Linked DNA regions of Homo sapiens: regions 2 and 3 are each linked to region 1. Evidence: chromatin contacts called from ENCODE Hi-C or POLR2A ChIA-PET data. All regions are on one chromosome and are shown on one strand. The core of a region is the stretch at or near the end of the contact, and the rest is flanking DNA. Distances in the headings are between cores, read along the strand shown.

Evidence for each region. A loop is a pair of places that touch in the nucleus more often than their neighbours do. ChIA-PET counts read pairs that join two places held with the same protein, here RNA polymerase II (POLR2A). Pooled maps may share reads with other maps.
Region 2: a loop to region 1 is called in a pooled map, with 4 times the contacts of the local background. The contact joins the promoter of PEAK1 here to the promoter of LINGO1 in region 1. A Hi-C loop is called at or near these places in 1 of 168 maps with a recorded cell type or tissue (dorsolateral prefrontal cortex) and 6 of 50 pooled maps. POLR2A ChIA-PET finds 5 or more read pairs at or near these places in 1 of 52 experiments (RWPE1).
Region 3: a loop to region 1 is called in a map of dorsolateral prefrontal cortex, with 5 times the contacts of the local background. The contact joins the enhancer-like site here to the promoter of LINGO1 in region 1. A Hi-C loop is called at or near these places in 2 of 168 maps with a recorded cell type or tissue (both dorsolateral prefrontal cortex) and 7 of 50 pooled maps. POLR2A ChIA-PET finds 5 or more read pairs at or near these places in 2 of 52 experiments (H1 and RWPE1).

The regions. Positions count from the first base shown.
Region 1 is chr15:77,630,801-77,635,063 of GRCh38, forward strand. It overlaps LINGO1 (leucine rich repeat and Ig domain containing 1), which reads right to left and starts at 2,112. Exons shown (of 2, transcript NM_032808.7): 1 at 1,510-2,112. The coding sequence starts at 1,515. RefSeq lists enhancers at 2,931-3,494, 2,936-3,065.
Region 2 is chr15:77,418,285-77,422,547 of GRCh38, forward strand. PEAK1 (pseudopodium enriched atypical kinase 1) reads right to left here and starts at 1,820. Exons shown (of 10, transcript NM_001385026.1): 1 at 1,722-1,820. HMG20A (high mobility group 20A) reads left to right here and starts at 2,604. Exons shown (of 10, transcript NM_001304504.2): 1 at 2,604-2,720. RefSeq lists silencers at 1,206-1,415, 1,426-1,595, 1,846-2,165 and enhancers at 2,616-2,665, 3,056-3,105.
Region 3 is chr15:77,494,580-77,498,842 of GRCh38, forward strand. It overlaps a transcript of HMG20A not described here. Among named protein-coding and RNA genes, the nearest start is that of HMG20A, 76 kb to the left of the region's middle. RefSeq lists enhancers at 1,031-1,831, 2,268-2,562, 2,634-3,433. Within about 2 kb of position 2,397, at least 26 of the 41 ENCODE cell types and tissues checked have a DNase peak (open chromatin) inside an H3K27ac peak, as active enhancers do; they include dorsolateral prefrontal cortex, where a contact is called at or near this core.

The DNA.
Region 1 (4,263 bases), core at 862-3,361:
CAGCTGGGTGCTGCTGGGATCCCCGATGTGAGTCTGTGCCCTCTTTCAGCACGGTTCCAAGGAGTTATTGGTCTCTCCCCGGTGCCACCCTATACCCTCCCTCCCACCTCGGGCCACGGGTAGAAAGCAGGAAGGACAGGCATGCCATCCCAGTAGACCTGCTGCTAGTGCCTTCCCAGAGGCGTGAGGATTTTGAGCTCCTCCCTGGCTTATACAAGGACAAAGGGTCTGGGAGCAGCTGGCCCTCTTCTCCTCACTGACACTCTGCGCTGGATCTGGGGAAGCCCCAGGCTCTCTGCCGCCTGGGTGTCCCGGCTCATTGCTCCCTGGGCATGGGAGGCACCAGTGCTGAAGCCACTGGCATAATGACCAACAGGGTTGAGCCCAGAGCCGCGGGCCAGGCTGGGCTATGCGCCCTCTGGCTGCCCAAACCAAGCAGAGGACTGAGGGAGGGCTGGGCGAGCAGGAAGGGGCTGTCCAGATGCCACAGCCCCTACCTCAGGGCCTCCTGCACTCCCACCCGCTCAGGGCAGAGCTCTTCCCATCCTCTCAGGCCCCCTTCTGCCCCACCCCAACCCCAAGGCCTCTGAGAACAAAGAGGAGGTGCAGGCACAGTCAGGCTGGACCAGGCTGGGCTGCGACCCCAGCAGGAACCGGGAGGGGCTGCCCACTGGCCTGGCCCCACCCCTCCTTCTCAAAGTGGGATCCGCCCGGAGGGTCACATCTCCTGGCATGCCTTGAGAGCAGAGAGCCCACAGCCCACCCCGAAAAGGGTGTGAGGGGGAGCAGGAGGCTCCCTCCTTACCTCCCTCTTCTCAGCTGGTTCCCACCTCCCACCCGCTCTGCCTTAGAATGAAAAGTGGGGCAAGAGGAGGTGAGAAGCCCGGGCTGAACGCAGACAAAGGGGAGGCCCCTAAAGCGTTCCTGGGCGCTCCCGGTCCCCAACTCCCTTCCTTCCACTCTCCCTACTCCCCATCTCCTTTTCACTGGGCAGGAGCTGGAAAGGGGCGATGCTTGTGTGTGGTGGGGAGCTGCCATCCAGGCTGGAGCTTGTGGAGAAACCCAGCCCCTGACCTGTGTCCACCAGCTAGGGAGTGTCTGGTGCTGGTGGGGGCTGCCTGGGGGTACCTGGGGTCCACGAAGGGAGGTACCCACCCAGGGCTGAGCAGGGGGCTTACCCTCTAGAGTGACCAATACTCAGAATGGGAGGGGGGACAGGAAGGGGAGACCAGAGCAGGTCTGGGACACCCGTGGGGGCCCCTCCCCAGCTCCAGGCTCCCAGCTTACAAACCCGGAATTTGTTGGGGTTGGAGAGAGGGGAGGTGGAAAAGGAAGAATTTTCATTTCTGAGGCTTGAGGGGAAATCAGGCCTATGACCCCAAAGGAGGTCTGGGTGGCACCGAGGTGCCCTGCAACCCCAGGAGGGCGCAGCCAGGGCCGATGGCGGCCCCCAGGGGCACTCGCCGCGGGGCTGCCCGCTCGGGGCTCGGCCGCGGCCGCCTGGCTCACCTGCATCTCGGGCGCGCCTTCGGTCCGCTCGGCTCGGTCACCAATCGCATGTCTCTCCAGCCGGCCCGACCAGGCCCCAGCCCCTGCCCAGCCCCCTCCTCCGTTTCCTCCTCCTCCGACACCTCCGCCCGGCAGTCCGCGCGCCCTCGCGGGGCTGGCTGTCCGTCTGTCCGCCCCGCGCGGGCGGGAGCCGAGCCGGAGCCGGGGCCGGGGCTCGGGAGTGGGGAGGCGGGAGGCCGCGGCCCCGGCGGGCGGATGGGCGGGCGCGCTCAGGCCGCGGGACAGGGGCTGCGCGAGCCTGCTTCTGCCCCCTGGGCCGGCCCGGAGCCGCCGCCGCCGCCTCTGCCGCTGGGGCCGGGGTCGAGGCCGGGCGCGCTCCGCCGCGGGGCCGGGGCCGGCGGGCAGCGGCCGCGCATGCTGCTCGGCGCCCCGCGTCGGGAGAGGGGCCGGAGCGGCGCGGGTGGGGACTCCGCGCCCTCCGGGGCCGGGACCAGGACCCACCGCCGCCGCCGCCGCCTGCGCTGTCGCCCGCCGCCCGCTCCGGCTCCCGCGCCGGCTCCCGCTCGGGCTCCGCGCTCTGCAGCGGCGCGGGGAGGGAGCACTAGGAGCGAGCCAGGGAGGGAGGAGGGATCGAGGGAGGAGGGAGCGAGTGAGCCGCGGGAGCCGGGCGGGGGAGGAGAAGGCGCGGCCGCAAAACCTGGTGATGGTGGTGGTGGGGTGGGGGGTGGTTCGTCTCCTTTCAGCGGAGGGGGCGGAGAGCGAGGGGCGCCCCAGCCGCTGCCCTGCACGCTTAGGGCAGCGAAACAGGCAGGGGTGCGCAGGCGAGGGGCGCACCAGCCAGGCGCTCCAGCTCTGCACACGGCCGCGCCCCTCCGGGTCCGGGGCTCTGGGCGAGTCCCGGGCCAGCCGGGTGTCGGGGAGTCCGGCGTGCGGTCCTCCCTGGGTGTATGCGCGCACACCGTTGTGTGTGATTTTTGTGTTGCCACATGCGTGTGCATGTGAGCGCGCGAGTGTGTTTACACGTGTTAACTGGGCTGTGGACGAACACACGCACGAGGACGGACAGGGCTCCCTACACGAACAGGGTTGTTTGGAGGGCGGCATGGGGAGGCCGACCGGGAGCCCCCGTCCTGGCCCTGTCCCCTCCTCTCGAAAGTCCGCGAGGCTAGAGGGCCCACATTCTAGCGCGGGAGGGCGAGGCAGGCAGAATGGGAAGCTCCAGGGGACGGCGAGGAAGCCGCGCTGGCCCGGCAGCTCTACCCAGGAGCCGGGGTCCCCGCCCAGCCTGGCTTCCTGTCCAGCAGAGGGCGGCAGGCCTCTCTGGCCCGCTCCGTCCGGAGGCCCTGCACCCAGTGGCCAGCAGAGGGCAGCGCAGAGCCTCCGCCTGGGCTTGACTGTTCCCTCCTCCCGGAATGGTCCCGGGGATCCTCGGCTGGGGCCACAACTTCAGACGGGCCCAAGGAATGGGACCTCTCCTCGGAGATCCAGATCCTCCTTGATCCTCAGATACAGAAACTAGGCCAGCAGGGATGTCTTGGCAAAGCCTGCAGAGTAGGTTACCACCCTCAGGACCTCACCTTTTTCCCTATACTACCCCCTCCATCTCCTTGAAGCCAGACGCCCTTTACCACCAAGCCAGTTTTATTAGAATAACCATCAATGCTGACACCGCCCGGCACGGCCATCCCTCCTCCCCTGCTGGGAACAACCCATTAGCACATGAATACTCCTAATAGCTTGAGTCCACAGGGGCAGCTGAGGCTGGGGGAGGGGATCTAGCCCAAAGCCTCTCGGATTCTGGGGCAGACGCTGGAATCCCAGTTCCAGTGACACCCCCTCTCCCAGGAAGCCTGCGCAACATCATTGCAGAGATGCCTGGTTGCCACGGAGGGACCTCTCCCCACCCCCAACAGCACCTTGTTTCTCGCTGTTCAGCCTCACACACAGCCCAAAGGCTTGCACAGACCTTCTGTTCCAGCTGCACCATTTCTGGGTACTTCTCAGTCTCTCTGGCACACCGTTGCTCTGGACAGTCCTGTCTGGAGCACTTTCTCCTGTCTCCTATGTCTATGCCCATCCTCAACCTAGGCCTAGCTAGAGTCCCTCCTAGCAGGCGTCCATGCTATGCTCTACTGTGAACTGTACGTTCACCCTCCAGCAACTCTGGGGGAGGCACTATTGTTCCCCTGTGACAGAGGGAGGGAAGCCCAGGCCCAGAGAGGTTCCAGGCTCTGCCCATGGTCACACAGCCAGCAAGCCACGGAAAGGGAACTGGACTCGTCTTCTATGGCTGAATGGACCAGCAGGGGGCAGGCTCGGCAGAAGGACTTACAGGTGGGAGGTGAAGCAGGGAGGCCAGCACAGGAGTCCCCCTCCCTGCCAGAGCCCAGCGCAGGCGACTCCCCGGTCCCTCAACTCCGCGCTGCCTGGACCCCTCCCCAGACTCCCCAGCCCCCCCACCCCGGCTGTTTGTGAGCTACCCGTGCGCTCCCGCCCTCCCGCGCCGCCTCCTCCCACCAGCCCGACAGGAATAGACGCTCGCTGGCTCCTGCGTAAAGGCTCCGCCAGGCACCCGGCGGGCGCGCAGACCCGCTGGGGGGCGGGGGCGGGGGCGAGGGCTATTCCTGGTGCGGTGACTGACGCAGGCAAGGCGCGGCCACCACATCTCTCCGCCCCCGACTCACCTGCTCCCTGCCTCAGTGATCTCGGCGGAGAAATGGGGGAGAGCCCACTCATTCCACCCCGCTAACCCCC
Region 2 (4,263 bases), core at 570-3,069, 210 kb before region 1:
GGGGGTAGTGAGGGAAAAGAAGGAACATACATTAAAAAGCCTTAAAGAAAATAATTTGACATTTTTTCCCACATAATGTAGTCATGTTAGAGAATCCAAAATAAAGACATGATAAAATATTTCCCTTTCCCCCCCGACAGCAATGAAAAGGGGATGTTTGTTTTTTCACATAGTTTGTGAGTTGGTCATATCCAAAATTCACTAGCAATGCTATGACTTCTACTTCCATTGTTCATCTCTGGGCTGAGGCTATAACCCTCAACTTTGAAGCCAAGAAAATGTACCATATCTGCCATTACAGTTTACTAAATAAGTCACCAAAGAGAAGTCCCAGGCAAGTCAGAAAGTAATTAGGGTCGTCAGTGAATTGAGCTATCTAGAAATGCTCTGAGATTACGAGAGAAGCCATCATGAAGTGAGTATCCAAGATTGCTCATGGAAAGTTTTACCCCGGTGGATAATTCACGTTTTTCACTTCCACACTGCAGAGAGCAATATGGGTTCTCTGACTATACACATCACTACATCACTTCATTTATCGGGGGAAAAAAAAAGACGCTGTGGCTGAACAAAAATCAGTAAGTAGGCCCCAAAACAGAATCCTCAAGGCAATCCCAATTCAGGTGAAAAGCTGTTCACGTACATCATCCAATGACCTAAAAATAGTCTTTTATGTAAGTCTCTAAGTATTTAATTCAACGTATGATCTTACCACATTCAACAGAGGCAGAAAAAAAATCAATTAGGTTTTCTATAGCAAGGCCAATAAAGATGAAATCATAGTTTTCCTCTAACTCATCACTACCCCCTCAACGTCAGCCTTCCAATAACTCCATTCCACAGCTCTCAAATTCCTGAACTTGGATCTTTAAAAAACAACGAATCGCAAAAAGTAACATTTAACAGGCCAGAGGCAGGCGGGGGAGGAGGGTCTCTCCCGGTGCTCTCAGCAATCTTTAACGTAGCCAAAGGAGGAAAAAACGAAATCAAGCTCCCAGACGGATGGTGCATGCGACGAGAGGGGAGGGGGCAGACGCGGTTCAGACGGCAAGTCCCCATCGAAGGAGGAAAGAAAAGTTGCAAGAACGGATGGGTCAAAGGGCAGAAAAGAAAAAAACTGAGCAGCCGAACCACTCACAACCCCCAAACGACCCCGCCAGCCCACACGTTCGCGGGCTCCCCAGCCGCGGCGCGAAGGGAGCAGGCAGGGAGCCACCCGGCTCCGTCCCGACGCTGCCGGCGAGGCTGCGCCGATGCTCCCGGGTGCGGGAGCGGGCTGACCGTGTGGACCCGGCAGGAGCCAGAGAAGCCCCTCCTGCCCCGGCCTCCCCGCGTCCAGCTCCTCCAGGCTTCACTTTCCCCCGCAACCTCCCAGCCGCGCCCGGGGGCGTCCCTCGCGGCAGGTCCCAACTTTCCTTCCTCTGGGGGGCGTCGCGCTCCCGGGGCCGCCGCCGAGGGAGGGGGCAGGGGCGGCAGGGGGCGCGCGGCACCGGCGGGGCGCGGGGGTGGCCGGGGAGCTAGAGCCCGCGCCGGGCGGGACGCACCGGCCGCCAGAGCCCCGGCGGCGGCGCCACCCAGAACCCGCGCCGCCACCCAGAACCCGCGCCGCCCCGCCCGGATTCCCCCGGGTCAGCGCCCTCAACCCGCGGCAACCCTGGTCCCACAGACGGCGCGTGAGTAGAAGACAACCGAGCGGACGCGGACAGCCGGGCCGCTGTTACCTGAGGGGCGCACACGCCGCCGCGGCGACCACCATCACCGTCCGTCCCGTCCCCTTCCTGGTGACCACGGCCGCCGCCGCCGAGCAACTGACACTGACTAACAACAACTAACTAACTACTCGCCGCGGCCGAGTCCACCGCGCGCTCCCGGCCGCTCGCCGCCCGCCCAGCCCACCAGCCTGCCCGCCTCCTCTCGGCCCCGCGCGCCGCCCCTCCGCGCGCGCCCTCGCCCGCTCGCCGCGCTCCTGGAGCCGTGAGCACGCGCGCGCTCACGGGCCCCGGTCGTCTCCCAGGTCTCCCTCAGCCCCAGCGGGAGGAGTCACCGCCAGGCCCCTCCTCTCTGCCTTCCAACCTCCAGAGGACGAGACCTAAAGGGTGCCTGATTGGCTGCGGAGGGCGGGGCTAAGACAAGGGGCGGGGCTGCCGAGACCTTGGGCCCGCGTGAGGGAAAATTTGGGTTCGATTAAGCCGCAGAGGAAAAGACCAGGGGAGTCTGGGCCCATTTGGGCGTCGGGGCCCGCTAGGTCAGCCGTCATCGAATACAGAATATGTTTTCGAGGACGCTAATATGTAGTCATGACCAATTTCAGTTCTTCTACTTTCTGCGGGCCTTCGCAATAAAAAAAAAAAAACTACATCTCCCAGAAACCTCCACGAAAATAAGGCTCACCTTGCGTAACCACGTAGTCCTTCGCCGCATTGGGGCAAAATAATCCCTTCATTTTTGTGAAGGTACCGTGGAAAATATTTCATTTTTCTTCTCACCGGAGCAATTGTAAATGCTATGCGGTAAGAGGAGTTACCTGTGGAAAGGTGGTTAAGAGATTAGGTAAAGAAAAGGAAAGGACACCAAAATAAAGTGCTGCGGAAGAATTTTTGTCCAGCTGTGAGACGACGAGTGCGTGAAGTGAAGGCGATTGAGAGGGGCTGAGGGAATTGTCCTCTGTGGAAGGGACTTTCTTTTGGCCCTAGGCCCCTTCCTGCCCCTGTCGTCAGCAGGTCAGTAAGCAAGGCGAGCTTGGGGGTGGCCCCAGTCGAGATGCCCTTCACCCCTTGAAGATCACCCCTCTTTTGGTGGTGGTGGTACTGGTTTGTCTCAGTTGGAGGCCGGCTGAATGGGGGCGCCTCAACTTCCGGTTGGGGGAGGGGAGGAAGGCCGTCCTGGGGAGGGGGGACACCCTCACTTCCTGTGGGGGGGTGGTGATGGTTTGGGGGTGTCCGACCCACTTCCAGTGCTGATGAGGGCTTGAAAAGGTGGTGCTTGGTGCCATTCGCGGAGACATTATCTTGCAGCTTGGGGATTGTGTTTTATGTGAAAAGTTAGATTATTCCAAGTTGTGCTGAACACCAACCTGCAGTCAGAATTTATGAGTTTGCTTCCACGTGGAATATGGAGCATTTCCTCCCCAGCAAAATTGTCTGTGTTTTCTTCAAAGAATTCGAAAGCCCTTGTTAAAAATCTCTATGCACCTTTGCAAGACGACATAGCTTGTGTGACTGATGAATTGCCAACACCTGCACCCCTACTCAAGTCCAGCCTTGGCTGGGTGAAGTGTGGTGCCCTCTGCCTTGACATGCAACAGGAAATCTAGCTTCTCTTTTAAGGAGATAACTTTTTATTTAGGGGACTGAATATTTTACATAAAATCTGGGGCATTTTCATCTTAGCAGAATGAAAGTATCACACTGAAGTACTCAAATTTGAGGTTACCTTAACTGATAAAATTGACATCTTAAATTATTAGGACTGTTGATTTTGGGCTACAGGTTTTGCCCTGTGCCTGAGAACAGCTTCTTCAGCCTTAAAAATTCTTATGTGTAGCTTACACGTAACATTTTTGAAAGTTGTATTTTATTACATTTTCCTCCTTTGTAATTTAATTCATCACTGATTTTTAAATGGTATCTGTTCTTTGTGGTTTTAAAGTATAAAGCAAGGGTCATGAGACTCAGCTCAGATTCTAAACAGGAAAAAGTTGGCTCACAAAGGACAAAAGGTCAATAAGAACTTTCTGGTTTTCAGTAGCTCATTTTTAATAAACTATATGTGAGGCGGTAATAAACACTCAATAATTTTGATTCCTTGGTTCTGTTGTCAGATAACACAATACTTAGAAGGGTGTGTGTCTGTGTATTGAAGGAATCAATCTATTTGAAGCTTACTTTGTGAAATCTGAATGTTAGTAATTTTAGTATATATATCAGTGAACCTAGAACTGTATTGTCTTGCAAGAATTTTTGAAGTAATAAGGCCTGTGTACTTTTTCTTTTGGGATTGTACTTAATCTAGCCTCAGACTCTGCGATTATTTTAATTCTATAATAGTTTTTTTAAAAAGCTGTTTGGTCACGCCTGTAATCACAGCACTTTGGGAGGCCTAGGCGGGCAGATCACGAGGTCAGGAGTTCGAGACCAGCCTGGCCAGCATGGTGAAACCCCGTCTCTACTAAAAATACAAAAATTAGCTGGGCGTGGTGGCGTGCGCCTGTAGTCCCAGCTACTCAGGAGGCTGAGGCAGGAGAATTGCTTGAACCCGGGAGGC
Region 3 (4,263 bases), core at 1,147-3,646, 140 kb before region 1:
TTTCTGCAGGGGGAGCTTTGCAGCCGTAAAGAGGATGCTAAACATAGTGGCTTATAATGAAATAATATGTTTATCTTGGCTGGTTTTATAGCAGATGTGATTGGGATATTTACTGGTTGTTTCTTAGAACTAGATGAAAGCAATAGTTCAGACCAAATGAATTACAGCAACAAAACATGCTAACAACATAAAAAAAGATATAGATTATGGAAAATTATAAATTGTGATCATGCAGAGAGGTCTCACTCTAGCCTGAACACTGGTGACCCACAACTAAATGGGGCCAAGATTAATCATGCCTCAATCTTACACATAAGCCAAGGGATCTTTTCTAAAGATCATGCCTATTAAAGCAGCAAAGACTTTTCTGCAAGATATATCATAATGAGCTCCAGACATTTAATGAGAGACAAGTGCTACGGTTGAAAGTGGTGACCTTCAGCATCGAATCTGAAAATGAAGTAGGCCTGCTTGCTCTGCAAAATGAGGCCCCAATCCAGTCTGCTTAGGTGAAGAGAAGTCTCACATTTGTAGATGGTCTGTTGCAGGCAAACCTTAAATCTTCTGGGAAAGGGGGAAAGGCTTTTGTTTGTTTTTATTTTTCTAATTAGGTAAGGATTGTACATGCAAGGAGCAAGCAGCTGACTCCAGGCTGCAGGCCCAGTAGCTTCCAAAGGCAGTAAAGCCAGCAGGCGTGGTGGCTCACGCCTGAAATCCCAGCACTTTGGGAGGCTGAGGCGGGTGGATCACTTGAGGTCAGGCGTTCGAGACCAGCCTGGCCAATATAGTGAAATCCTGTCTCTACTAAAAATACAAAAATTTGCTGGGTGTGGTGGCACATGCCTTGTAGTCCCAGCTACTCGGGAGGCTGAGGCAAGAGAATCGCTTGAACCCAGAAAGCAGAGGTTGTAGTGAGCTGAGATTGTGCCATTGCACTCCAGCCTGGGCATCACAGCAAGACTCCATCTCAAAAAAATAAAGAACAACAACAAAAAAAGGCAGTAAAGTGGAAAACGGCATCAAGGAAGAAACCAGCCTAAGGAGTTAGATAGAGTGTCCCAAAAGCCTCTGGAAGAATATGCAGCACTCCAAGGCCAGGAGACCTCAGCTTCCATCTCTGTTGTAATGGCTGCCTCAAATGAGGACAATTGCCTGGCCAAAAAATAGCAGCATGAAAGAGAAGTGTCATCCCCCCTTATTCCTAGTTTTTCATCCCCTAGAAGCCCCTCATCCAAGGACTTGTGTAAAGTTGTGTCCGCCCCTACTTTGATCTGCAGTAGGAAATGCTGGGATGCATGTCCTGACCCTCCTTCCCCCACTGCAGCCCTCACGAATGGTAGGTGGCTGTCCTGCAGACAGGATGCTGCCTCACGTCCTGAACCTCGCCACAAATTCCTGCCCCACTGGCTGCTTCTGGCTTCCTCTTGCAATCCCAGGAGACAAAGGACTGTGAGGGAGGAAGGGAGCCGAGCATGGTCTCCCAGGCAGAAACCCTTTGGAAGATGCCGGAGCCTCAGCCTGCTTGCCCGGGTCTGCCTTTCTGGGTGGGAGGAGGGGCGGCCTCCCTACTCTTCCCAAATGTCCCTGTCTTAAACCCATGCAGCACAAAACAAGCCAGTTCATTGTGTTCTTGGATATAAATATTGATTCTAGGTGATGTTAACATTCTGTTCATAAAAGAATGTAACATATTTCTCCCACACCATATTAGACTGATGTGTTGTTTGGCCAAGGGAAGTACCGATTGCTGGCTTCTGCGAGAAAATGTGGACATTTAAATGCATGCAGCTTTCAGAAGTCTAGGAAGCAGCCTCAGAACAGCAACCAGGCCCCTGGGTTGGCTTCAGCTCTGCCCTCCTCCATCCAGTTTCTCCTTTTCCATCTCCATTGTTTGCACATACCTTTGGTATTTCTGATCACTTGTAATTTAAGAAAATGCTTTCTTGGAATTATATCTTCTTTCTCAAGGACCTGTTAATGTGGGACATTTGCTTTCTTCAGGAGGGCCCGGAAGGTCAGGACCAAACATTTTTAGTTTTCTTCCCCAGGGGAAAAGATCTGGGAGGTCCTGTCCTCCCGTTTACTTTTTCCCCCTCTCTGCATGTCGGAGGGAAGGGCAAAGTCTTCAGACCAGAGGTGGTCCCGCCAAGCGCTCCACCGAGGCCTGACCAAGCCCAAGACTCAGATGTGTTGGCCGCCTTGGCAAGGCAAATTCCCCACATTCCACAAGTGCTCTTGAGGGAGAAATAGAAGTAATGAGAAAGTGGAATTCTTGATGTGTATGCGTGCTCACTCGGGTGCCAATTCATCCGACACAGACAGATCCCTGGCCTTATTTCGCAAGAGAGTGATAGAGCCCATTTCCAGATGTGCGGGAGGACGGCCCGGGACCCAGTGCTGGCAGGAGAGCTGGCGCCCTCTGCTGTCCCGGCTAGGAAACACTGCAATGGTGGGAAAGAACCTGGGGTTCCTGAAAGCCGGCAGCTCTGTTACAATCCATAGCCGACCCTCGCAAGTGTGGAAGGGGCCTGCAGCTCCTTGCTGTTCAAATGATGAACCTGCAAGGGGCTGGATTCCCTCCTTCTAGCTGGCTCTCTTTGTGTTTCGTGGCTCTAAATGAGCCAGAAATCATGAGGATTTACAATAAAACCCCAGCCTCCCACAGCATCTGCTGGTCCCGTTCCCGAGAAGGTGAGGAAGAGTGGCACTGTCTCTGGCCTGTGAACCTGGCCAGCAGGCCTAGGCAAGGCGAGACAATGAGGGCAGCTTGCCCAAGAGGAGGCCTCCTGCTGATTAGCAGCCCTCGGGCCATACCCTTGCCTGAGAATGCAGCTTCTGGAGGCCTGGCTGGCTCCAAAGCTTCCAGCCGAGTGGAAGCTGCAACTGCTCCCACTCAGGCATACTGGCATCTCTAAGGGGCCTCAGAGCTGGCACAGCCAAGAGACTGGCTCAGCTTACAAGCTTAGACAGAGCTGCCACCCCCCTCTGCCCTGCTGCCTGCCAAGACAGCAGCACAGCAGTGGGTCTGGGGCCAGGGCCAGGCTTGCTGCTGCAGGAGAAAGAAAGAGATATTAATAGAGAGAGAGAGAGAGAGAGAGAGAGAGTGTGTGTGTGTGTGTGTGTGTGTGTGTTGGTGAAACGTAGGGTGGAGATATTAGGGGGATGCAAGGGGGATGGCTGGTGAACTATACTTGGACAGCCTTTCAGTTCTGCAAAAAGGCACAAAACAATCAGTTTTTGTTTTCTGGAAGATTTTTAATTTTTTTTTTTTTTTTTGTAAACCAATCTCTTCCCTGCTGGGAGAAGAAAAACCCAACCCGCCAAGCAACCCCCTAAAAACAATGCCCTTCTCTCTCTGGGACCAATTTTCAGGCTGCACAGCAGTCCTGACAAGGTCAACAAGCTGGAGCTGTAAGTGGAAGATCTTTATCTAGGTGGGAAATAGGAAAATCATTTGACTGATAAAAGGAAATACAATAAATAGCATCTAAATTCCTGGCTGCATCCCCCAGGCCCCTCCTCTGCTGGAGAAAGTGCGTGGGCCAGGGATACATGTGCTGCTCCAGCATGTTTAAAAATAGCATGCAGCACACAGCCCTTTCTTACCTTCCAGAAAGACTTCATTACCGGATCCTCAGCCCTGAGCCTGCAGAGCTGCTGCCGGCACTTTCTTCTCCCTGCGCTGGATTTTTCTCTTTGGAAGCATTAAGGGAGTGCATGTGATACATTTTACTCACGGGCCAGCTCTTGCTCAGCTAGTTTCAATCTAGGCACGTCTAGAGCTCACGTTGAAAGTCCATTGTATTTAATGGGGTGTTAACTCTGTTTATTCTCTGGGGCCTGTGCAGTAATTTTACACTCTGCAAAACTAGCAACTTGAACCAGAAATGATATTCCTCTTTCCCCATGCCCACCCCAGTGGGCTGCAGTCCCCAGGCACCTCTGGCCCTGCTTCCCAGGGTTCCTGTAGCTCAGGTAGCCGAAGAAGTTCTGCATGCCGTGGGAGATGGGAACTCTGGGGTTCACATCCGGTTCTGCCGCTTGTTAGCACTGGTGCAGCCTGAAGCAGGTCTCCTCAGCTCCTGGAGACATTTTTCACATCTGTGAAATGAAGATTTTAATCTGCCCCATGTATCTCAAAAGGCATACAACAATCTCATAGTGGAAAAACATTTTCCTGGGTTCTACAAAGACACCGTCCTATTATTCCCAACTGGGCCACTTCAGCATCACCTCGGAAGCCACTTAACCCCTTCGGATCTC